6 separate regions of the Homo sapiens genome follow, and regions 1, 2, 3, 4 and 6 are each linked to region 5. The links are chromatin loops, found by intact Hi-C in ENCODE. Cell type or tissue: dorsolateral prefrontal cortex. All regions are shown on one strand.

Region 1 (4,000 bases), 150 kb before region 5:
GTTTACAAACCTTAAGCTAGAAACAGAGTGCTGATTGGTGTGTTCACAAACCTTTAGCTAGACATAAAAGTTCTCCAAGTCCCCACCCCACTCAGGAGCCCAGCTGGCTTCGCCTAGTGGGTCCCGTGCCAGGGCCGTGGGCGGAGCTGCCCACCAGACCCGCACACGGCGCCTGCACTCCTCAGCCCATGGGTGGTCAATGGGACCCGGTGCCCCTGAGCAGGGGGCGGTGCCGGTCAGGGAGGCTCGGGCGGTGCAGGAGCACATCACGGCGGGGGTGGGCCGCTCGGGCATGGCGGGCTGCAGGTTCCAAGCCCTGCTCTGCGGGGAGGCGGCTGAGGCCCTGTGAGAATTCGAGTGTGGCACGGGCGGGCCGGCAGTGCTAGGGAACCTGGTGCCCCCTCCGCAGCTGCTGGCCTAGGTGCTAAGCCCCTCACTGCTGGGGCTGGCAGTGCCAGCCTGTCACTCTGAGTAAAGGGCCGCCAAGCCCATGCCTACCTGGAACTTGCACTGGCCCGCGGGCACCGCGCGCAGCCCCGGTTCCCGCCCGGGCCTCTCCCTCCACACCTCCCTGCCAGCAGAGGGAGCTGGCTCCAGCCTCGGCCAGCCCAGAGAGGGACTCCCACAGTGCAGCGGCAGGCTGAAGGGCTCCTCAGGCGTTGCCAGAGCAGACTACCAGGCTGAAGAGGCGCTGAGAGAGAGCGAGGGCCACCAGCACCTTGTCACCTCTCACTGGGATCCACGTTCTAGAGTCTGAATCTCAGTTGGATGTGAGACTTCTGAGCTCATGGTACAAACGAGGCTTACTGGCAGGTCACTTCTGATTAGGAAGAGTGACTTCAACGTCTGTCAGTATTTCCGTTTCCTCCAGAAGAGCAAATACAGCATAAAGTTTCCTATTGCTGTTCTTAGAAATGTATCAGAAATTGAGCAGCTCAAAACAACACAAATGTATTATCTTACACTCTGGGTTGTCACAAGTCTGAAACGGGTCTCCCAGGACTGAAGTAAAAGTGTTGGCAGGGCTGGGTTTCTTTCTGGGGGCTCTAGGGGAGAATCCTTTTCCTTGACCCCTCCAGCTGCCCACGTGCCTTGGCTTGTGATCCTCTCCCTTTCCCACCAGACAGCACCAGACAGCAGCAGCTGTGCAAGCTCTTCCAGTTCTTTTCATGACACATTGCTCTGACCTCCTCTTCTCCTTCCCTCTTCCACATTCAGGGCCCTTGTGATTCCCCTGGATGGACCCCAATAATCCAGGATAATCCTATGGCAACTTTAATTCCATCTGCTACTTTAATTCTCCCTTTTCATGGAACCTACTTCATCTACAGGCTCTAGGGATAGGACGTGAACACTTTTGAGGGGCCATAATTGTTTTAGGAGTTATTAAGAAATTATTTTAGGCAGAGAGGAAGAGGGGTCCTTGGGAAGTTTTTTTTTTTTCCTTTTAAAGCAGCTCCAGAAACATTTCTTGTCTAGCAGGAAAGCCCCAACTCTTAGTATGGGAGTTGGGGGGCAAGCTTTGATACACAAATGCCAGCTGTTAGAAACTGGGTCCACCCAAACATGGCAATTCCCACTGTCTTCTTCTTGCCCCCTATGTGCCTGGCAACATGGCCGCCCCCACATATACCTACGTGTGTAGAACATCAGGGGGCCCTGCATTTGCATATCAAAGGACTAGGATGGGAAGGCCAGTTTTTTCCACTGGGCTATGTGAATGACATGCCTAGTGAAACCAATCCCTGAGCCCTATGCAAATCAGACACCGCCTCCTCCAGCCTCCTCATATAACTGGGGGTTTTCCACCACACCCAGGGTTCCCTCTTTCGGCTTGGAGATCCCTCCATCTGTCTCTGTACAGGGGGAGCCTCTTCCTTCTTTCTTGCCTATTAAATTCTCCACTCCTTAAAACCACTCCACATGTGTCCGCGTCGTTTTATTCAAACTGGCGCGAGACTAAGGACCCTGGTGTTCCTCCAGTCATGGGAGCCATATCGTTACGTCTACCACGGGGCAGCTCCAGTTTGTCAGGATACCTTTGACATTTATGGTCTCAACAGCTGAAGTCCATGTCTTCAGCTATCTGGGAGTGACAATGAAGGTGCATGATTTGTCATTGCTCGCCGTTTTACTTCTAAACGCTTGTGCCAAAGCCAGTAAGGTACTAGCGAGTAAGCCTCCCAGTTGTGACGTCTCAACACCTTGCCAACCTCCCAGTTGTAACGTCTCAACACCTCGTTGCTGATCTCATTTAGTGATACTCAGATTAGTTCTCACAGTAACCCTTTGAAATTGACATAATCCTTCCCAGATTCATAATGAGGGGACTTATGAAATTATATGCTACAGTGATACCTCCAAATTCAAGGACTCTTTCTATATTCCCTGCAAAGGTGTAAAGGTTTTATGTCCTTAGTGACTCCAGTCCCTTGCAGGGTTCTTTTTTTTTTTTAATCTTTGGCCACTAGAGGGAGACAGCTCTTTGAAGAACTGAGGCCATTTTGCACGTTTGTGGGTATAGATGGAGGAAAACACTGTGTTTAACAACAGTATCCAGGCTGGGCACGGTGGCTCACGCCTGTAATCCCAGTACTTTGGGAGGCCGAGGAGGGCGGATCACCTGAGGTCAGGGGTTCGAGACCAGCCTGACCAACATGGAGAAACCCTGTCTCTATTAAAAATACAAAAAATTAGCCGGGCTTGGTGGCGCATGACTGTAATCCCCACTACTCGGGAGGCTGAGGCAGGAGATTTGCTTGAACCCGGGAGGCAGAGGTGGCGGTGAATCGAGATCGCGCCATTGAACTCCAGCCTGGGCAACAAGAGTGAAACTCCGTCTCAAAAAAAAAAAAAATTGGTATTCAGGGCTGACCTAACAGGTCGAAAATGAAGGGGATCATGCCTGCCCTTGTGCTCCGTGCAGACCTCAATGGACAATTTTCCCCAGCATCTTCAGGGCTCATACTTCCATAGTAACAAGTGCCATTCAGACCAAGGTCTTTTTTTTTTTTTTTTAACCCAGCCATCGACGCTGTAACATTTTAAACAATCTTCTCTATCTTTGAAGCCTACTTCGTGGAAAGAAAGGCCAATAAGTGATCAGAACTGACACTATGTAAAAACATAGAATCTCCAAAATTCGAAGTCTCTAAGTGCTGCATGTAGGATCTAAAACGGTGGGCATTGCTTACCTAGACAAGGCGTGTTCAAACCAAATGTCATCTAAGATTGCTCCAAACTGGGAATGAGGATTCATTTTCTCTGTTAGAGAGTTCTGGGTTCCCGGTCACCAGATATGCTCCTGACACCTCAGAGTGTACAATATGCGACTTCTGTACTAAAGAGGTTGCTTCCAATGAGGTAAAATGTCTAATATGGTAATCATGTGCGTCTAATTAAGGCTGTATGCACAAAAATCAGCCACGATGCCAAATAGCCAACTTAGGAACACAGGGACCACAGAGAGAACTCAGTAAGGATGACGTGGAATGACTTTAGTTTAATGCTGCGTATGACAGATCTTTATGTTATTATTAGAAAAGTAATTATATACTTACCTTTTAATGTTGATTTAAAACTTAATTAGCTATGACCAGAGGATATTGGTTGTATGATACCAATTTTGAAATTTGTTATTTTATGGTCTATTTTTCATAGCTATTCCATGTATACTTGGAAAAAATATGAATTATCTGTGCATTTGGTGCAATGTTCAGTATCTATCCATAAGATTATTCCTGTTGATTATGCTGTTAAAATATGCATCTTCAATGATTTTGAACTATCAATTACTTGGAGAGGTGTTCTGAAATCTCGTCTTTTCATTACGGCTTCTCCTTATCTCTAGTTATGATTTTTCCTTAAACTCTATTTTGCCAGATGTTCATATAGCCATGCCTGTTGACTTTTGTTTAGAATCTATATGCTGTGGCTTTTCCTACCTTTTTATTTTCAATGTTACCAACATAGCCTTACATTTTAAACAATACTTATAAGT
Region 2 (4,000 bases), 190 kb after region 5:
GACTCAGCCCATCCAGAGCTGCGCATGGAACCTGTTCCTTTTGGAGAACAGGGGGCTGCTGGAAATACCCACTCAGATAACCGGCCACAATGCAGCAGCCAGCAAGCCTGGCACTGCAGGCAACCCTGGGCGCAGGATCCTCCACAAAGCTCGAGGAGGCTGCAGCGCCGGGGCTTGCAGTCATTTATCTCCCTGCAGCCAAAACGCCCGGCTCGTCCCCCCTCCCTCGTTTTACCTAACTAATAGCTCTCCAACCCCATATTGAGAGGGCCTGCTGTGGATCTTGGGAGGTACAAAATGGTGGATGGGAGCTAATTTTTTCCTGCTTTCCCCATAACTTATCGCATCCATCACTGCCCGTCCTCTCCTCCAAGCACCCGGGCCGCGGCGTACCGAGCACGTCCCGCGGCCCCGGCCCGGGGGCAGAAACGCGGTCACCAACCAACCTGATGTCATGTAGCCCCGCGAAGCCTGGGGCGCGAAGGCCGCGGGGAAACGCTTGTGCAGGCGGTAGTCCTTCTCGCTGCGGGACCTCATGCGGTCCGAGGCCCGGTCCGAGAAATCCGAGCTAGGCCAGGCTCGCCGCAAGGTTGTGCTCCGGGTCTTCTTCATGGTGGGGAGGGCGACCTGCCGCCCCGATCCTCGGGGCCTCAGCGCCGGGGCGCAGCGCGCTCCTTCATCCGTCTACGGCGGGCACGACCCGGGCGGACTCTGCGCACATTTTCCCAGCCCCTCCTCGTCGGCGTCTACACCGCCAGCGGCGGGTCCGGCCCTCCCCACGCCCCCCCACACCCCCACGGCGAAGGCTCCGATTTTACACACGTCCCACAATGCATTACACTTCATTTGCAATCCGCCCGGCTTATAGCTTCCAGATTCCTGGGGGGAAAGGCACGTTAGGAGGCTCCCCGGCCGGGAGGAGGCGGGGAGGGGGCGGGCGGGGTGGGGGCGCCGAGACTTGCAGCGTGAAGGCAATGGGAGCGCAGACAATGGCCCGATTCAGCGCAGGAGTGCTTGGCCAACTGGGAGCCACGGCACAAAAGACCCAAACAAATGAGGCAGCCGAGGCCTCCGGGGCTGACCCGGGATCGGGCGTGCGGGAGGCCGGAGGGGCGGCGGCAGACCCTCCGCGCCGGGCAGCTCAGCGCGAGGCGTGGGGATGACAGTGTCCGAGTCGTGTCCCCGCGGGCCTATCAGCCGCACGGCCCGCAGTCCCCGGCGCTGGCTGGCTCTGCCTCCGCTGCAGTCCCCGGGAGACAGTCTTCATCACAGAGGCTCGAGCGGGGGGCGCGTGTGCACAGGATCCGAGCAGGCTCTGCAGACAGCAGCTGCGGCGGGCGGGCTCCTGCGGAATCCAGGAAGAGCCCGCGTCGTCCCCGCGACTGCAGCGCCTCGTCAATCTTCCCCTTGCCGAGGCTCCGGGCGCTGTGCGTGCGCGCGGGTGGATGGCTGGGTGGGTGCGCCGACACGCATGTGCCCCCTACACATGCATGCTCCTACTTACTGGCCGAGGCGGCGCCGGAGCCATGGCTGCCAAGGACGCCGAGCCTGCGATCGACCCCCGCGCGGCGGCAGCGCTGCTCCGGCGCGAGCGCGCGGAACGGCTATTGAAGGGCAGGAAGCAGGACAGCCGCCCAGTCTCATGCTAATCACCAGGCTGCCTTAAGTTAGAACGCGGTTCCCATCAGGCTTCTCATTTTCATGTAAAACACCCGGCGGCGGCGCGGGGACCTTGGCAGCTGCCCCAGCCTGGAGCCAGCGCTTGGATATTTACATATTTTTAGGATGGTCCCTCCCGCTCGGAGAGAGACAGCGAGCCAGCCTTCGTGGGAACGGGGAGATCTGCGGTGCGCTGCCTGGCCCACCTGCGCCAACCCCAAAGGAAGCTAAAGCCAGAGGGAGGGGAGGCCACGGCGAGCTCCCCCACAACCGCACACGCCGGGGCGCCGGGTCCACGCAGCCTGGAAGACGCAATGCAAGTGGCCTGCAGCGCTTCCTCTCTCCCTCTGGAGTCCCGGTGTAAGTCACCGCCAGCCCGCTACGCTGCATTCAGGTCCACAGCTCTTTAGATGGCACGGCTCTGCACAGCTGTTTCTGGTCCAACAACCAATCGCTAAAGGACAACAATGCGCGCGGCGCGCGAGGGGAGGAGGGGCCAATGCGCCGCCCGGGCCTGGGCGCTGGGCCCGGGACGCGGGCCTGGGACCCGGAGGTCACGCCGAGTTAAAGGCGCCCAGCCACGTTGCTGCTAACCCCGACCACGCTTTGCACTGCCGTTCATTCAAAAACGGTTATCTCCTCGATTTGGGTTTTCAAAAATGCTTTGGTACAGTAAACAACGACAAAAATAAGCCCGATTTCCTTTTTCAGCGCTGCATTTGACATGTTGGTGCATTTTTTCATCTGTGACAATGCAACGTTCAAAATCATATTTATGCTGTTGTTTCATATTCACAGGTGCCAAGATGCAGAGACAGGGATATTAAATCTTTATAGGGATATGCTTCTAACAGGCTGATATCGCAAAAACAAGCCAGTGGATTCTAGCTGGTTAGGATTCAGGAAGTTCTAACACAATCTGTGCTATTCCAAGGCTTGAATTATTTGAGGGGGGTAGCAACTATCTTGAAGAACCAGGCAGAGCAGGATGGCGTTAAGCCACAGGCATTATAAAATCTAGAATTAGAGCTCTCCTCATTCAGATCTCAAGACCGCCCTCTATAACCTGTGGCCACTGTACTACCTCTTGGGATACCCAGGGTAAATAAATAAATAATCACTAAGTAGCCTATGGAATTTATATTTACATAATCAAAATGTATTACTGTCAACCAATTCACTAATGTTCTGTGGTTTTTATTTTTAATTGGGAAAGGCACTTCTAGTTCAATGTCTTCTTTCCTGTAAGAGAACTGCTAAGAACAGAAAGATTACAGCTTTAGAAGTTATAGAAGGCACTTTTAGTTCAATGTCTTCTTTCCTGTAAGAGAACTGCTAAGAACAGAAAGATTACAGCTTTAGAAGTTATAGAAAGCTAGCTGTATAAAGCAGGGATCCCCAATTCCCAGGCCATGGACTGCTTGGATATTTACCTACCCCACAGATATTTACGGACCCCGTGCAGCTTCTAGTCCTCGGCCCATTAGCAACCAGGCAGCACAGCAGGAGGTGGGTGGTGAAGCTTCATCTGTATTTACAACAGCTCTCCATTGCTTACTGGCATTACCTCCTGAGTTCAGCCTCCTGTCAGATCAGTGGCTGCATTAGATTCTCACAGGAGCACGAACCCTATTGTGAACCATGCTTGGAGGGATCTGGGTTGCGTGCTCCTTATGAGAATCTAATGCCTGATGATCTATCACTGTCTCCCATCACCTCCAGATGGGACTCTCTAGTTGCAGGAAAACAAGCTCAGGGCTCCCACTGATTCCACATTATGGTGAGTGTATATTTATTTCATTATATATTACAATGTAATAATAAAAGAAATAAAGTGCACAGTAAATGTAATGCACTCAAATCATCCCAAAACCTTCTGCTCTCCAACCCTACCCCCACCCCAGTCCAAGGAACAACTGTCTTCCACGAAACTGGTCCCCAGTGTGAAAAAGGTTGGGGGCCGCTGGTGTAAAGGACCATAAGGTAATAACAAGTTGTATTAATGAATGTAGGAGAACTGACATTTAGATATCTCAATTCAACAATTACTCAGTACCTCCCAAGAGCCAAAGGTGGTTATATGAATGATTATAATAGCTATGACTTAAAGCTAATGGTGACTGCTGTGGCAACTGTGATAGTCATTCATTCAGCAAACAATGGCTGACTGTCTAGAATACGCAAGCCCTGGGATGGGTGCTGGGCAAACAGAACACCACACATGACCCTGCAGCAAACCGTCTAGTATGGAAGAGAAACAGTAGGCAAATAAATGCAGAAATTGTGCTAAGTTCTATGAAGAACAATAATCTCTCTAAGAAATGACAGTTGAGCTGAGACC
Region 3 (4,000 bases), 68 kb before region 5:
TTGTAGAGACAGGGTTTCACCATGTTGCCCAGTATGGTCTCAAACTCCTGGGCTCCAGAGATCTGCCAGCCTTGGCCTCCCAAAGTGCTGGGATTACAGGCGTGAGCCACCTTTCCCGGCCTGAATGCTGATTCAAATAAACGAATTTCACAGAGGCATTTTAAAGATAATTATGGAAAACTCAATATGGACTGGGTATTGAATGATATTAAATAGTTATATTCATTTTGTTGGGTGTGATAACAAGAGTATGTTTTTTTAAAAGTACCTCAGTACTAGAGACAGGCACAGAAGTATTTATGACTTCAGATGGGATGTCTGGTATTTGCTTTAAAAATATTCCAGTGTGGGGAGGAAGACACAGGAAACCAGGGCGGAGCACTGTCCCGTGTTATCACACTGTTTTGTGCATTCGAATATTTTCATCATAGATAATTTTTAAACTAAATGTAAGCTCTTCGTGAGAGGTAAACGTAGGTAGTCATCACTTTTAACACAAAGTCGCTTGTGAGATTTGCCACCGGTGATTGGCCTTGGAGAAAGGGGCAAAGTCAGGCAGCTAAGGCCCAGTACTCAGAAGCCTCAACTGCGGCCTAGAGCCTTCATCTATAGTGGCTCTCAACTGGTGCCCTCCACAGCCAGGACCCTGCCCAGGAGCTGTGAGCTCAGAGGAGGAGGGCAAGGTGGCCAGAAACGTGATGACGGCAGAGAGAGGAGCCAGGGACAGGCAAAGGAAGCAAGTGACAGAAATCCCAGGCCTGCTGCTCCAGGCAGAGAGAGGGCTGCTGGCTCCTGCAAAAAGAAGCAGGGGTGAGGCAGGAGCCAGGAGAGCAGAACTCACCCTCCCCTGCTGCCCTCCCCGCGGCCCTGGCTGTAGCCCCAGCGTCTCTTCCTGGGGCCATGTCTTCACATGGGGACATTTCTTCCCAGCTCGGCCACCGAGAGGAATGGATTCCTCCAGCATGAAGAATCCTCCCGCCCAGCCTGGATCCTGGAGCCACGGTCACTGTGGCAGGAATGCGGCTCCTCGCTGGCCTGGCTAGGGCTGGATGCCACACTTTGCCCTCTCCCCAGAGCCAGAGAGGTTGGGTCACAGACGCTCCTGAATGGGCCATGCAGGGCGCAGGAGGAATTTCGCCTTTGGAGGAACAAAGGGGTGTTCAAAGTTAAACGTCCACTGCAGTGACCATTACAAATTGTGGTTTAAAAAAATCATAAACTCAACCAAAAGAGGAACTAAGAGAAGGAGGGAAAGAAAGGGCTGGGGTCAAGAATAATAAAATCCCAAATAAGAAGCACATATCCTAAAAGGGAAAATGAAACACAACAAGGGTTAGGAGGGTGGGGTGGGGGAATGAGGAAGCGGGGGGCACAGCACGAGACTCCCAGCCAGGACAGCCCAGGCAAGGCCCCGGCTCCAGGTTCAAGGCCCCGAGGCTCGCGTTTGCTGCAGCGCGTGGCCGCCTGCCCGCCGGCCCTGCCCGGGCTCTGCCTACATTCTCGGCATCTTCAGCACAGTCACAAGCAGCTGTCAGATTCCTGCGAATCCTGGGGGTGGCCTTCAAACCGGGAGAAGCAAACCCAGAATTCAAGGCTGGCCCAGCCTGGCGCCTCTCGGCGGACTACGGGGACGGCTGCGGGCGGTGGTGAAGACCGCAGCCGCCAGCAGAGGGCAGTGGCGGGCCAGCGTGGCCAGGCTCAGAGGGCTCGCTCCTTGCTGTCCGGAGCCCCGCGGGCAGTGTCTGCCTGTAACTTTCACCCCCGTGCAAAGCTTCCAGCTTCCTGTGCAAGGCAGATGCAACGTGGTGCTGCTTTTCTTTTCGTCAAGGGGATTTGAGACTTTTCCTCTGCAAATGGTCTGTAGATATCAAGTAAGAAATGGACTGTCCGGCCCCATCCCTCCCTAGAAGAGGATTTTTCAAAGTGCCATTTTTAAAAGTGGCCTTTTAAAAGGCCCATTTGATAGGATTGGCCTTTTCCGCGCCAGACATCGTGCGGAAGACATCGTGCCAAAGCTTTCCCTACCTGAAACCACTTAACTCTGAAAAAAGGTATGATTATCTCCATTTTTCAGAGGAGGAAACTGAGGATCAATAAAGTGGAATGAGTCGTGTGAGGTGGCTGGGATGGGATTTGAACTCTGGTTTGCTGGGCTCCAAAATTCCTTCCACTTAGGCCACATGGTTTTCACAGGTCCTCAGTTCCTGCCAGTTCTCATCCTACCTGTTCCTTCTGTTTTTAACTCAAAAATCTCCCCTATTCCCGTGGAGTCTACCGCTTGGACTGGGAAACTATCAGAAGGATGCAGCCCCCTTGAGTTGCTCTTTGATCCCTAAAGCAGATTATCTGTCAACAGCTTTTATGCAAAGAGCACCCAAGGAGGATTATAGACGTGAATCACTGAATGAGACCCAGTGTCTGCTCCCAGCACCATCTGTTGATATGCAGATCACCGGTGATCATTGATCAGGACAAACCAGCTGCGGCTGCTGTGAAGTTAACTCCTGAGACTTGAGAGGCTGCTCTCACTTCTCTATGGGCGCACCTGGCCCGAGGCCGTGAACTTGGGCAGGCCAGCATCATACCTACGTCACATATTCTAGCAATGACAAACAAAACTAACCAAGCTAGCAAAAATGAGCTTGCTTCCACTTGTTTCTTTCCCCCCAAAAAAGCGGGCGGGGGATGGTTGACTGATGGGTTCGTACTTGATTGAGCTGGTAACGTCCCTGATTAGTTCACACTCCTTAAGAGCTGGGTTCCATCATTCTCTATCAATTCCCGGCATTAAAAGTTGATCCACTAATATTCTGGTAACTAGTCTCTTCTGTTTGAAATCATCACTCATTGGCCATTCTAAGTTCTACTCCAGTTGAAAAGCTTGATCCCACTTTGGGAGGCCAAGGGGGGCGGATCACCTGAAGTCAGTAGTTTGAGACCAGCCTGGCCAACATGGTGAAAGCTGTCTCTACTAAAACTACAAAAATTAGCCGGGCATGGTGGTGGATGCCTGTAATCTCAACTACTCGGGAGACTGAGGCAGGAGAATAGCTTGAACCCAGGAGAAGGAGGTTGCAGTGAGCCGAGATCGCACCACTGCACTCCAGCCTGGGCACCAGAGTGAGACTCTGTCTCAAAAAATAAAGAAAGAAAAGCTATCCTAAATGTGCTTTTTTTTACTGAGTTAAATTTCCTATCCTTACCTCCCAACCCCTGCCCCAGGCACAGGTGGGGCAGCTGCGGGATGAGTGCAGTGTCTCTGCCCATGGCATGAGGAGAATTTCTGTCCTGGGTCAAGACACGGAAAGAGACATAAAAGGGGTACTCCCACCACCTGCAGGCGGAGCCTGGTTTTTGCCAAAGTAGCCACCTACTAGTGTGAGGAACGCAGCCAACCTGGTCACTGGGGAGAGGAGGGAGCACAGTGGGTGGGAAAAGGAAGCTTTATCACGAGCCAGAAGACGGAGGTGCTTCAGGATGGAGATGTTGGCTGACTTTCCTGTATGGAGGTAGACATGCCCCAAGTAAGAAGCTCCTCCCTCCAAATATCATCTACCATCTTTTGAGAAGCCTCTGTAAGAACTCAATAAAATGGGAGTGTGCCTCAAAAGAGATTTCATTTTCAATGCAGTAATTAATTATTGCTCTTTTCCAACTTTGCACAGCGGTGAAGATGAATTGGATTGTCAGGAAATTTCTTTGAGCTTTGTTAAAAATTAGCTTTCTAAAAGTAAAAAGTGTTTAAGTCAAAACTTCAGGGCTCACATTTTTGTCCTTATGCAGGAAAATTATTTTTGTTTCCTTTTCTGTATTCTGCTTGTTAAATAATTGCACCAAGCTGGCAGGCGCTGCAGAAACATAAAGCAATGCATTTATTTTTAAGTCCAATGACCTCAAAACAATGAGTGTGAATGTTCCTAATCAAAGATGTCTCCTCTTTTGGGGTTATTTTTGTTGCAGTCCCTACACTTCACACTATAATCAAAGCCCATTATCTCAG
Region 4 (4,000 bases), 110 kb after region 5:
TGGGCAACAAGAGCAAAACTCTGTCTCAAAAAACCAAACCAAACCAAACAAACAAAAAAAAAAAAAAAAAAAAAAAACCAGAAAAAATGTCAAATACTATTTACTGAATGCCTCCCTCAGAGCAGCGAGCGAGATAGATATACAGCTGAGGGAAATCTGGGGCAGTCTGATTATTTCCTATTGGCAAATCCTGCTGCTGTGGACTTCTCGGTCCCCGTGAGCAGCTCTGGGATGACCTGGGCTGGTGAGGTCGTGTGTGGTGGGCAGCCCACAGTGGGAGGACCTGGACTGCCTAAGATTGAGGCTGCGGGAGGAGCGGAACAGCAAGACTTCTCAGAGGACCGTGCACCCTCTTCACGGGTGGTGCTGACATTTCACCATATTCCTTTGCACACAACAACTGTTGAAATAAAAGCAGGGGAAACCTACCTGGCCCTTTCTGGACTGGCTCCATCCCCCAGGTAGCACTGACGCTAAAGCCTGGTGCATGCTAGGGAGCTGCATCCAAGCACAAGAAGGAGCCAGTAACAGAAACGGACGTCCTAGAATCTGGAATAAGAAGAAAGAGTAAAGTTTCAAGTCATAGTATCCTAAATGAGCATTTCAGATTGGCTACTGAGGGCCCGTGGAACACAAGAGGAATCTGGTACTTTACCTTCGTAGATCTACTTTTTAAAAATGAGTTCCAGAACTCTCAGCTCTTCTTACAATTCAGGGCTTGAGATACTGGTACAAGTTCAGTTCAAAAGCTGGCAAAAGGCACCTTAAAAAGGCTCTGTGAATGTACTTTGCTGGTAACGTTTTGAGGAGGGAAAAAAAAAGGAATCCTCTTTACCATTCTTTTATCCTATTTGCATGGAACAGCTGGAATCCTGTTCCATGCCTATCCCGTACATCACAGCCACTTGCTGAGCCAACATCCCACTGCAGTGCCTCGGAATCTGCAGTGTCACTCCTCTTCTGCTTGTTCTCTGCAAAGTGAAGTCACAGGGACGGATCAGCCAACCTGACTTCTCACTGCCCTGCCCAGAATCCTTTGTGAACTGAAATGAGTCATCGCTCCAAGAAAAGCTACAGCCTCTGTTTGTCTGTGCAGGCTCCTTTGTCTGTGCAGTGCGGAGACGCGAGGTCAGAATGTACCCCAGGCGCGGGGTGGCGAGGGGCACACTCTCCTCTCCAAGGGGCCCAGGTCCCCTCCCATGCATTAGCACCAACTCATATTTTTTTAATCATGAAAAAGGTAAAAAGGGCACATACCTCCAGATGCTTGAAGAGAGAACACACACATTAAAATTGATCTGGCGTCATATACTCACCAGTCCGTAATTAGAGACCTGCCACATTTTCCTATGTTGTGTTAAGGCTGGCTTTGCATGGTGACGAAGGACGCGTCTCCCTCCTGTGTGTAACAGGCGGTTCTACTGTACACTGTATCAAAGTTTAGCTGCAGTGAGCTATTTGTCATAAATTCCAGTTGCCGTGCAAGTCTTTGCAAGCCTGGGTCTCGTCATTCCCGACACACAGCCGTCAGGCTCGCAGCCCGGGCAGCGGTGGAGCTCACCCAGCACCAGCCAGTGCGGCTTCTGCCGCTGCGAGGAGGGCGGCGTGGGGAATGAGGTCACTATGTCAGGAGCTCGCTCTCAGCAGGAGCCTCTCCTGCGCTTACAACACAACTCCAATCGCACCGAGAAGTGGGATTCATGGGATTTGGGGGGTGGCTGGTTCCTCCCCTGTTTCTTAAAAATGTCTACGGCTAAGATCAGCAAGGTGAAAATGAATCACGTATCTGCATAAAAATGTCCTTTTCATTGCACTACGGGTGCCACGCTCATTGTGAACCCCAGGCTGAATCACTCACGTGTACACCTGCGGACATGCATTTACACACCGACACACACACACACACAGAGGAATTTATGCCAGCAGAGAAAACATGTAGTCTTTATTTAGAGTGCAAGAAGCAACACGTAAACATCTCAGGAGGAAGACGGGGGCGGCAGTTGAGAGAGAGAACACAATGGAAGGAGTAGAGCAGCCACATAAAACCCGAGAAAAATGGAGTCAGAGAGGCCAAGGAAACGAATCTCACGGCAGTGGTACTGCCGAACTCTCCCAAATCCAATAACGCCAAAACAGGCACCGCTCGCTGCCTCCGCTCAGGATCCGGATAACCGAAAAATTATCTCATTCTCAGAAACCCATAGAGGTGGGTGGCAGACGATTCTGCAGCAAATTCTCCCACATCCTCATGAACCCAGCAGCTCAGCTACCAGGGGCACAAAATGTGGGGTGCCAGCAAAGATGGGAAATGCACTGAAGCTCTTCATAAGGCGCCCCCGAAACTCAGAGTTACAGGGGTCCCCACGTGGGTCTCCCGGCTAAAATCCTGAAAGCGTCCTATCCTCTCCTGACTCCGGTGATTCAGCCTGTCCTCCAGAACCTCCCCCAACAGAGCTCAGGCTCTGGCAAAGGCCCCCCTGTGAGTTGAGTTCAAATCAGCGTCTCTTGTCACCCCTGCACAGTGACATCCATTCTGTCCTCGGGAGGCTACAAAACGTATAACCCGCTTCTGCGCCATCACCCATCCGATAGCTACAAACACTAACCAGGTCCCTGTGCCCAGATCAGCTCTTCTCTAGCTGCCTAGAGTCTGGGACACTCAGCAGGCATGCAGACTATATATTCATCTACTGATCCATTGAGATGCTTGCTTTGAATGTTATTAAATAAAACGTCTTCCATGCCCTCAACCACCTAACGCTTTTCACATCCTCTGCCCTCCTGGGGTCCCCCCTTTGCTCTGGTCTGGCGTATCCATTTCCCTCTGACGACGTGGCATCCTCCTGCTGAGTCCTCCCCGTGGCACTGTCTCCTCCCTGTCCTGGACTATCTGTCACCCTGTGACCCCCTTGAGAATGTGTTCCACACCAACTGCTACTGATGCACTTTTTAACAGCCTCATCAATTTTACCTTGTATGCTTGATCAGAAGCATATAAGGACCTAATAGGCCATATACAGATGAAAACATACATGTTTGGATATTAGAAATTATGACTACATTTTTATTTATACATTCTCATCCCTTTTCTTCAAGTATTTGTTTTTTTTTTCTTTCTCCACATACTTAACCAAATACGGTCTTGATTTTCCCTTCTAGGGTATGATTTTCTCTCCTCGTTGATAAGCCACTAGCTTCTCATGCATGCCACAGACTGAGCCTAGGGCCCAGCACCAGCGCCTCCAAACAAAGCCACTCGCCTTTCATCAAACCTCTTTAAGTCTGGCTGTGTTGTTGGATATAAATCCACCCAAACCCATGTAATCCAGCCCATTCCTGTCGGGCGTGGTCTGATCACTGTAAGGTCAGACAGGGTGCCTAATAAGCACACGCACCTTAAGAATGCAATGATGGAAGCATATAACAAATGTATTACAAATTCATATCTAAACAGACATATCTGTAGTCCTGGCAGTGTAAGAGCCTTCTGGGAAGCCCTGGGTCACTGTACCACCTCCTGACAGTTAAAGACACAAGTTTCTTCTATGATCTATGAAAGGTTAAATATGTGGAGAAAGAAAAAAAATCCAAATACTCGAAGGGATGAGAATGTACAAATAAAAATGTAGTCATAATTTCTAATATCCAAGCATGCATGTTTTCATCTATATATGGGCCTAGTATGTCTGTACTTAGAAACTCACATCATCTTCACAAGGACTCTGAAAGTTAAGTACTGGTGTGAGCCCCACTTAAAGAGGGGAACTCTCTTCCTGAAGCTCACAGAGCTGGTGAACGGCAGAGATGGGATTTCAACCCAAGGCAGCTGGCTCTCGAGTCTGTTCTTTCAGCCACTGAAAGTCAATTTTACCTTTTACACGTTTATGTATGCTGTTCTACAGACTTCCTACATGAATCATCTTCAACAACCATTGCTGTTGAAAGTCTGTTCTTTCAACAACACGTGTTACCTCTTGATAATTAAAATAAAAAAGCCACT
Region 5 (4,000 bases):
CACAGCTCAGCTCAGCACTCAAAGGAATCCTACAATGCTGAATGCAAACGGATGGGCCCTGGCAAGTGTCGAACAAACTGTATTTACTGGGTTTCTGATTCGGAGGTAAAGCGCAAATGTTGCATTTTCTTTTCATTTTAATGCTAAGGATGATTGAGACAAAGGCCTGGTCTAGAAATTATAACTCTTATCTCATAATTATTCCTTGGCTTCCCAAATCAATGCAAGCATATAACAGGCATTATCATGGGGAGCTGGCGATGGAGTGCAGGCGCCCAGAGAGAATGCAGGCACCGGCAGGAAAGCGCGCAAGCCTGAAGGCACCCTCGCAGCGGCTTCTCACCGCGCGTCCTGGTGTGGGGCGACTTGTTTCTGGTTCCTTCCTGTTAGAAATGATTAACTGGTTGAGGGGCTCATCAAGGAGGGTCCTGGCATTGCTGTCTACCCCTGTCTAGAGGAGGGGTCCTGGAAGGCACTGGGAAGTGCTGAACATATCACCCTGGGTGAAGATGTTACCTAAATTCCTAATATAGTGCTGACTGTACAATGGCCAACTTGTCCTGGTTTGCCTGGGACTGTCCTGGTTTTCAAACTGAAAGCCTTGCATCCCTGAAACCCTCTCAGCTGCAAACCAGGAGAGTTGGTCACCCTGTTTGGTTGGCAAAACCTCGCTAGCAAAACAACCCAGTTCCTCTCACCTCCTGGCTCTTCCAGCTGTCTCTCTCTGATGGCAGCTTTCTTTCCATCTTTCCCACCCAGGTCATTCAAGGGCTCCTCCGCTCTTGGAGTTCCAGGATTCTGTCACTGCAGGACCCTTGGAGCGACCCCACCCTCTTTATTTGGACTCCCTGTGTGGACTCCTCATCCTGATTTCTCCTCCCCATCTCCCTACCCCAGTGCTACACACACACACACACACACACACACACACACACACACACACACACAAGCTCACACACATAAACATTAACACACACGTGCAACACAGACACACATAAACACACACTCACATATACACACGCACACACATGCTTACACTCATGCACTCACACACTCTCATACACAGGCACATACACACTCATGCACACACACATTCACACACACATGCACACATGTGTTTACATGCATGTAGGTTGCATGCACACAGCTGCGTCCCCACTGACTGACTCTCCCCTCGGCCTCCTCCTGTGTCCCCACTGCTGAAGGCCTCCCTGGGGCCTGAGCCTCCCTCCCTCCTTCAGGCTCGGGCACCCACTCCTGGCACTGACTTACTCTGGAGTCAATGCCCAGCAGCTGCAGCCCCCTTCCTCCCTCACTAAAGCTGAGCTCTGTTAGGGGAAGGAGCCGCCCTCCACCTCTGTGGCCCCGACCCCAGAAGCCTAGCTGAGTTCCTGGCACGAATCCAGAGCTCAGTCCACATCCGTAGAACTGAATAAACCGGCCCTGAAATCATGGGCTTCTCCCACATGCTGGCAGGGACGTTCCACCATCGCCTGGGACTCCTCTTACCTGGGGCACCCCACTCCTTCTCTGCCTGCATGGAGTGAATTCCCTCCCCACCAGTTGAGGAGTGGGGAGACACCCCCTCCAGCACACATTGCAGGAGAACCGGGTGCTTCCTTTCACCCTGGGAGTTGGCTGCCCACCCTACAGTGGGATCCCACTTAGAGGCCCCACTCTGCCTGAACGCACACACACAAGCCCACCCTCTACCCTTTTTTCTCACCTTCGGCCAGATCTGGAGGGCTGGGGCGCCTCCCCGGATGTCACTAGGTGGCGCTGTGTGGCAGTCCCTGGGCCCCGCAGTGGCTGGATGGGGTCAGCAGGCCAACCAGGAGCTTGCGGATCCACAGATGGACATTCCCACTGTGGAGGTGGAGAGGTGTGTGGCGGGCCCTTCTTCATGGGCCTGGCCTCAGCTGTATGCCCTTGAGAAGATAATGTGAGGTACAAAGCAAAGGTGCTAAAAGCCACTGGCAGAGGAAAAAGAAGGAAATCATGGCTGCAGCATTGTGAAATGAAGGCTGAGTCCATCACTTACACCACACAGTTACCTGTGCACCTGACCCGCCAGGTGGCTATGATTTTTTCATCAGTAAGAGCAATTGTTTTTCTGGGGCAACTTGTTATTTTAATAAAAATGAGTGGATTTACCTACGACTAGAAAGATCCAAAATCACTTTCAGGGCTGGGGTTTTTCACTGCTTTGTGTGTTTATTTGTGGAATCTAGGCTGTAAGTCTTAAATCAGGCCATCAGTCTTCACCTATCTTGCTTCTGTTCTTTGCCATGGGGCACACACAGACTATGAGGTTCATAATTGGTGAGGTTGTTAATAGCAAAAGTGTTCTACTTCGTGCTTCAGTGCTCACCGCCTTGTAGACTGTGAGAGGGAGAAGCAACACATTAAATCAGCTGACGAGACTAAATTGGGATGTGTTGTGATCATCACCATGGACAGATAAGGAAGAAAAAGAGAAAGTTAGAGATGCAGTAAGTGAAAGAAACCTTCCCATGGAAAAACACGAACCACAGCTGGAGAAGGAGGGACGAGGGATGCGGGAAACTCAGGAAACAGAGAAACTTGGAAAGCTGCAATGCGAGGGGGCGATTTATGGGGTGAGAGCAGATGGCTGTGCAATGTGATATGACAGCTAAATAAGCACAAGCAGGCTCAGCCCTCACAACCCACACTGCCCGGCTGCATACTGCCCGGGCACCTGGCCCCATGGCCAGGGGCATCTGCGGACCAGACCGTTGCCACCTATTGAACACCTATTGTGTGTCAGGGACTTAGCACACAGTCATGACATCCCCCACAGACCCTGCAAGGTGGCCAGGACCAGCAGGGAGACTGCAGCTCAGAGAAGTGAAACAGCCAAGATCCCAGAGCTAGAAAGTAGCAGCTGGAATTTAACCCACCTAACTGCACCAACCCAGTTCCAAAATCCTGTTAGTGCTTTGTGTCTGGCCACACTCCGTGAGTGAGGATGTGAAGTGCAAGGTGACACCTCACTGGCCGCTGCCAGCAGGAGCACTGCAGTGACCTCTGGCAGTGTGGAGTGGAAGGGGCCCAGGCACCGGGAGATAGATGACCTGGGTTCCAATCCCAGCCCTGCCTTGCACTAGCTGTGTGACTCTGACTGTCACTTAACCTCTCTGAGCCTTAGTCCCTTCAACTACAAAATGGGGCAAATGGTATCATCCCCACTGGGATGTTGTGATGGTTCAGTGGACGTTGGTGTCAGCTTATGGCGAACTGCTTGGCTCACTAAACACATGATACTAGTCTTGTGAGCCAACCTGTAAATTGCTGGTAGCTTAGTGGTCTTGATTCTACTCATTCATCACGACCAGCAAATTCTACCTCCTGCATTTGAAATAGTAAATATTTGTAATATTGAAACCTGCCTAGCAAGGATGGGCCGTTCGTCCTTGGCGAGGTCTTAGAAGAATGAGTGGCTTCTGAGGTGCATGGCTAGGCTTGTGCTCAGCTGGCTGCAGCCTCTGTAGGACTTGCAAAGCCTTCTCTCAGCCCTCTATTTCATAGCAAGTGATCAGCTGTAGTCTAAGAAAATTGGGTTCCAAAGAAAAGAAGTGTGTCGGGAAGTGATGGTTCCGGAACCCATCCCAAAGGAAGAGTGGTTGAGGGAAATTAAGGTCTGTGAAGCCTGGACAAGGGGAGCAAAGGTGCCATCTTCCAGTGTGCTCATTAACGGAGGAGAGGAGGCTGGCTTGGAGTTGCTCCCAAGGGCAGGGCCAGAAGGAAGAAAGGCAGGGTGGGCTGCATGGGAAAGGGAGTTGGGATTTGCTGAGGAGACCCTTCTGGGTCCGGCTGCTTTGCTAGGAAATGTGATTAGATAGATACTGGTTCCCTAAGATTCTCCATCAACTGGATATCCCGCCATTCGGTTCAATGCTGACAACAATACCTGGAGTTAGAGTGGGCCTCACAGGTCAAGGGGCTCCATCCCACAGGACAGCCCCCACTCAGAGGCCAG
Region 6 (4,000 bases), 260 kb after region 5:
AAGACTGGTCTCTTCAACACTCAAATCTGGAAAGGTGGTAAGAGCTACTAGGGAAATGAGGAATTACCTGTGTGATATTTTAATGAATATATGTGGCAATGAGCATGAAAGGATCAAGTGGCTTCATTATCCATCTAACTTTTCTTACAGGGATTATATGAGGAAATTCATTACTTAAGCCACACACTGGCAAGGACACAGCCCTTGCTGAAAGTAAGGCTGGTATTAATAATTCCACAGTCAAGTTTTTTTTTCCCATATAAATGACTCTTTCAAATTGTATGACTCTATGGGAAAATTAAATTCCCACCATAAGCATTTACCTTACCCACTATTTTCCAATATCTTGATTATGCAAAGCCAACTTAGTATTTGATTTCATCATTCATCCAATAAGAAATTCCTAAAATAAGAGTTGCTCTGTATAATCATCTGGCATGTATTTTGGAATGCCTTAATAAGCTGTGTATTTTTTTCTGTCTCTATTTTCTCAACTTCTTACCTATTCTAAAAAGTTGTTTTAAATGTTCAAAAATAGTGAGCAAGGCAACTTACAAATGAACCTCATTTTAAAATAAGAAGCAGGCTGAGCACAAGAGATGGAGGAAGAAATCGCACGCTACCAAGGGTTCTGATGATTTCATAATACTACGGCGTGGCACAGTGGCTCAAGCCTGTAATCCCAGAACTTTGGGAGGCCGAGGAGGGAGCATCTTTTGAGGTCAGGAATATAAGACCAGCCTGGGTAACAGTGCAAGTTCCTGTCTCTCTAAAAATAAAAAATAGTAATAATAATTAGCCTGGTATGGTGGCATGCACCTACAGTACTAGCCTGGTGTGGTGGCATGCACCTATAGTACTAGCTACCCAGGAAGCTAAGTCTCCAGTAAGCTATGATCACACCCCATACTCAAGCCTGAGCCACACAGCTAGAACCTGTCTATAAATAAATAAATAAATAAATAAATAAATAAATAAATAAATACTACGATGAAAACTGAACCGGGCGTGGTGACACACGCCTGTAATCCCAGCACGGGAGGTCGGGGCGGGCAGATCACTTGAGCCCAAGAATTTGAGACCAGCCTGGGCAACATGGTGAAACCCTATCTCTACTAAAAATACAAAAATTAGCCGGATGTAGTGGTGTGCACCTGTAATCCCAGCTACTCAGGAGGCTGAGGTGGGAGGATTGCTTGAGCCCAGGAGGCGGAGATTGCAGCGAGCTGAGATCCCGCCACAGCACTCCAGCCTGGGCAACAGAGTGAGACCCTGTCTCAAAAAAAATAACAGAATACAATGAGTGAAACTCTCTCCCGCAGATCCACAGTGTGCAGTGTCTCTAAGAACACACTAACCACATCACTGAACTTTTTTTGTAGTCAGACAAAAAGATTAAGACCAAGTCTCAAGCCACTGAAGAGGGGCTCTGGCAAGTCTGAAATATGCATATGAGCTAAGCTTCAGAGTATGAGAATTATGAGAATTTCCATCAAATCTGTTTCTTGTGTTATAATTATCCTACAAGGATTTCTAGGAGACCGAGGGGAAAGCATGGCAATTTTATGCAGTCAAAATACAGCAAATAACCACTGCCACACACTCACCCCACACACTTACACACAAACACAAACGTGCAGAAAACCTCTGGTTGCCATTAAGTGTGTCAGGAAAGCATCACCAGTTTATCTGCAGTGATGAAGGGGCTACGTCAGATGGCTTCTGCCATTCTTCGCTTGCCCCCTGGTGGCCAACCACCTAAAGAAGGGCTCAGAAATTACCGAGAGAATTCCTCCTTCAGAGAACAGGAATTGACTGTTACATGGACAAAGAAAAGACATTTGTAACAGAACACAGAATTGTACAAATGGGTTAAGAATCATTATTTTAAATAATCCATCCACTCTCAAAAATTCAGCTTTTCAGACACATTGTCTATTTGTAACAATAAGGTATTAGAACGTTCCAATCTAAATACAAAAGACTTGATTCCAAAAGTTACATTATCAATTTTGTTTTCACAACAAAGCGGAGAAAAACTACATGCTTACATTTTTTGGCATCCCTTTTCCCCTAGTTCTTGCCCCCACAACCAACACACACACACACACGCGCACACACACACAGAGTCCATGAAAAACAAAGAAATCCTTGCACGCTGAGTGTTCACAGACCACAGGCCTTTGTGTTACTCGAAGGCAACATTTTACAAAAGGAAGAACAAACAAAACCCTTAGAGCGTTGGCCAAAACTCGCTACAGACTCAGTATCAACAATATTTGTAAATCCGAAAGTTTATCATTTCATAATTGATGTTTAAAAGTTAAATGGATTCTTTACTCATGCAATCTGCACAACATTAGGTGCCACATCACCATATGTAACTTATGGGAACCAAAACAACTCACATATATTTCAAATTCTTTCCATTATTAATTAATAGAAATTATCAGAATGTCCGAAAAAGAACATGAAATGCAAAGTCAAGAGGACACAGTTCGCGTTCTGGCCTCATTCACTCACTCTATTACTTTGCCCTGTAGACTTGCACACAGTCACAGTAACTTTCTCAACTGCAAAATTAGGGACTCGCATGGAGAAATCCCCTCAGGTTTCCTGTAGTACTAATGCTGGTTGTTCTAAAAGGAACAGCGGATGAGCCACAACTTTCCATTTCCCTCGTTCATGGTGCCCTCAAGTGGTTCAGAGTAAAAATAAACTTTTGTTGTGTGTGTGTTTTAATTCTTGCCTATATGCAGGAGAACGTTAAAGTCAGTGGCACCCAAACTTTTCGGATCAGTGTGATGGTTAATTTTATTGCCAACTTGGCTAGGTCACGGTACCCACATATTTGATCTGACACCTAGATGTCTAGATGTCTCTGTGACTCTTTCAGATGACATTAACACTTAGCCAGTAGACTGTGAATAAAGCAAATTACCTTCCATGATATGGGTGACCCTCGTCCAATCAAAGGCCTTAAGAGAAAAAGACTGACTTCCTCCAAGGAAGAGGGAACTCTGCTAGCCAACTGCCTTTGGATTGGATCTGCAGCACCCACTCTTCCCTGGGTCTCCAACCTGGCCTGCTCTCTGTGTGTGTGTGTGTGTGTGTGCATGTGTACCTGTGTGTGTGTGTGTGCGCGCGCGCGTGCACGTGTACCTGTGTGTGTGTACACACATCTTACTGCATCTTATTGGTTCTCTTTCTCTGGCTAGCACAATCAGTGATTCTCAAATGCTTACCAGAAACTGCTCATATATACCTCTCTCCAAAGTGAAGACTTCTGCAAGAAATGAGACTCACTGGTGATGAGTGTGTAACCACGTGGAGGAGGTGGAGGCAGAACAAAGGCTTGAGAGCCACTTGTATATAACTAAACAAGGCACACTCTCCTCAACAGTCAGTCTCCACCCATCCACAATGGGTGCCCCAAGTGGGGGCTGCAGAGAGAGGCCAAAACCCCTGGAATGGGAAGCACAGTTTTGAGCAAGAGCATTACTGTGCTGCTTTAAGGACATGGGGACTCACACACTGGCGAGGCTGTGGCAAAACTCTCACAAAGTAATCGGCCATTTGTGATAAGCAACTTGATTTGCTCATATCTTTGATGTAGTAGCTTCATTTTTATGTAAATAACAGATTTATCAACAAAGATTTATATAGATATGTTCATCTCGATGTAATTTATAATAAATCTCAAAACTATCTAAAAGTAATGAAATAATAAATCAAGACACACCCATAAAAGTATTGTTTATGGTCATTAAAAATATTTGAAATATTTTATGTATTTATTTATTTAACAAATTTCATTTATTTAAATATTTCAATATATGTATTGAATTATTTAAGTATTTCAATATATGTATTGAATTATTTAAGTATTTCAATATATGTATTGAATTATTTAAGTTTTTCAATATATGTATTGAATTATTTAAGTATTTCAATATATGTATTGAATTATTTAAATATTTCAATAAATTAAATAATAAAA

Evidence for each region. A loop is a pair of places that touch in the nucleus more often than their neighbours do. Peaks named below come from ENCODE experiments on the same cell type or tissue, not always from the same donor. Only the 100,000 strongest peaks of a DNase experiment are listed, where the experiment ranks them.
Region 1: a loop joins it to region 5, with 2.6 times the contacts of the local background. A loop is called at or near these places in 3 of 110 quality-filtered maps.
Region 2: a loop joins it to region 5, with 4 times the contacts of the local background. A loop is called at or near these places in 10 of 110 quality-filtered maps.
Region 3: it touches region 5 in a loop (2.8-fold over the local background); 39 of 110 quality-filtered maps call a loop at or near these places.
Region 4: a loop joins it to region 5, with 1.9 times the contacts of the local background. A loop is called at or near these places in 5 of 110 quality-filtered maps.
Region 6: a loop joins it to region 5, with 8 times the contacts of the local background. A loop is called at or near these places in 76 of 110 quality-filtered maps.

What each region holds. Positions count from the first base shown.
Region 1 is chr4:184,249,499-184,253,498 of GRCh38, reverse strand. No RefSeq gene overlaps it. Among named protein-coding and RNA genes, the nearest start is that of ENPP6, 34 kb to the right of the region's middle. In dorsolateral prefrontal cortex, CTCF peaks have their summits at 2,262 and 2,462 (motif pointing right); no DNase peak of the experiment used is centred here.
Region 2 is chr4:183,903,403-183,907,402 of GRCh38, reverse strand. It overlaps STOX2 (storkhead box 2), which reads right to left and starts at 2,096. Exons shown (of 4, transcript NM_020225.3): 1 at 447-2,096. The coding sequence starts at 612. RefSeq lists enhancers at 1,136-1,843, 1,844-2,553. In dorsolateral prefrontal cortex, a CTCF peak has its summit at 2,133; DNase peaks (open chromatin) are centred at 72, 1,002, 1,662, 2,092 and 4 weaker places; H3K4me3 peaks cover 2,714 bases; H3K27ac peaks cover 3,779 bases.
Region 3 is chr4:184,166,269-184,170,268 of GRCh38, reverse strand. All of the region lies in intron 1 of ENPP6 (ectonucleotide pyrophosphatase/phosphodiesterase 6), which reads left to right. Among named protein-coding and RNA genes, the nearest start is that of ENPP6, 50 kb to the left of the region's middle. RefSeq lists enhancers at 1,386-1,435, 1,576-1,625, 2,086-2,857. In dorsolateral prefrontal cortex, CTCF peaks have their summits at 1,485 and 1,689 (motif pointing right); a DNase peak (open chromatin) is centred at 1,668; H3K4me3 peaks cover 831 bases; H3K27ac peaks cover 692 bases.
Region 4 is chr4:183,985,247-183,989,246 of GRCh38, reverse strand. The region is part of intron 1 of STOX2 (storkhead box 2); the gene reads right to left. Among named protein-coding and RNA genes, the nearest start is that of STOX2, 82 kb to the right of the region's middle. RefSeq lists an enhancer at 524-1,310. In dorsolateral prefrontal cortex, no CTCF peak of the experiment used is centred here; DNase peaks (open chromatin) are centred at 1,026 and 1,576; H3K4me3 peaks cover 2,839 bases; H3K27ac peaks cover 4,000 bases.
Region 5 is chr4:184,098,253-184,102,252 of GRCh38, reverse strand. The region is part of intron 6 of ENPP6 (ectonucleotide pyrophosphatase/phosphodiesterase 6); the gene reads left to right. Among named protein-coding and RNA genes, the nearest start is that of ENPP6, 120 kb to the left of the region's middle. In dorsolateral prefrontal cortex, a CTCF peak has its summit at 1,772 (motif pointing right); DNase peaks (open chromatin) are centred at 1,802 and 2,619; H3K27ac peaks cover 2,808 bases.
Region 6 is chr4:183,838,165-183,842,164 of GRCh38, reverse strand. It overlaps a transcript of STOX2 not described here. Among named protein-coding and RNA genes, the nearest start is that of STOX2, 65 kb to the left of the region's middle. In dorsolateral prefrontal cortex, CTCF peaks have their summits at 1,526, 1,727 (motif pointing left) and 2,705 (motif pointing left); a DNase peak (open chromatin) is centred at 1,734; H3K4me3 peaks cover 511 bases.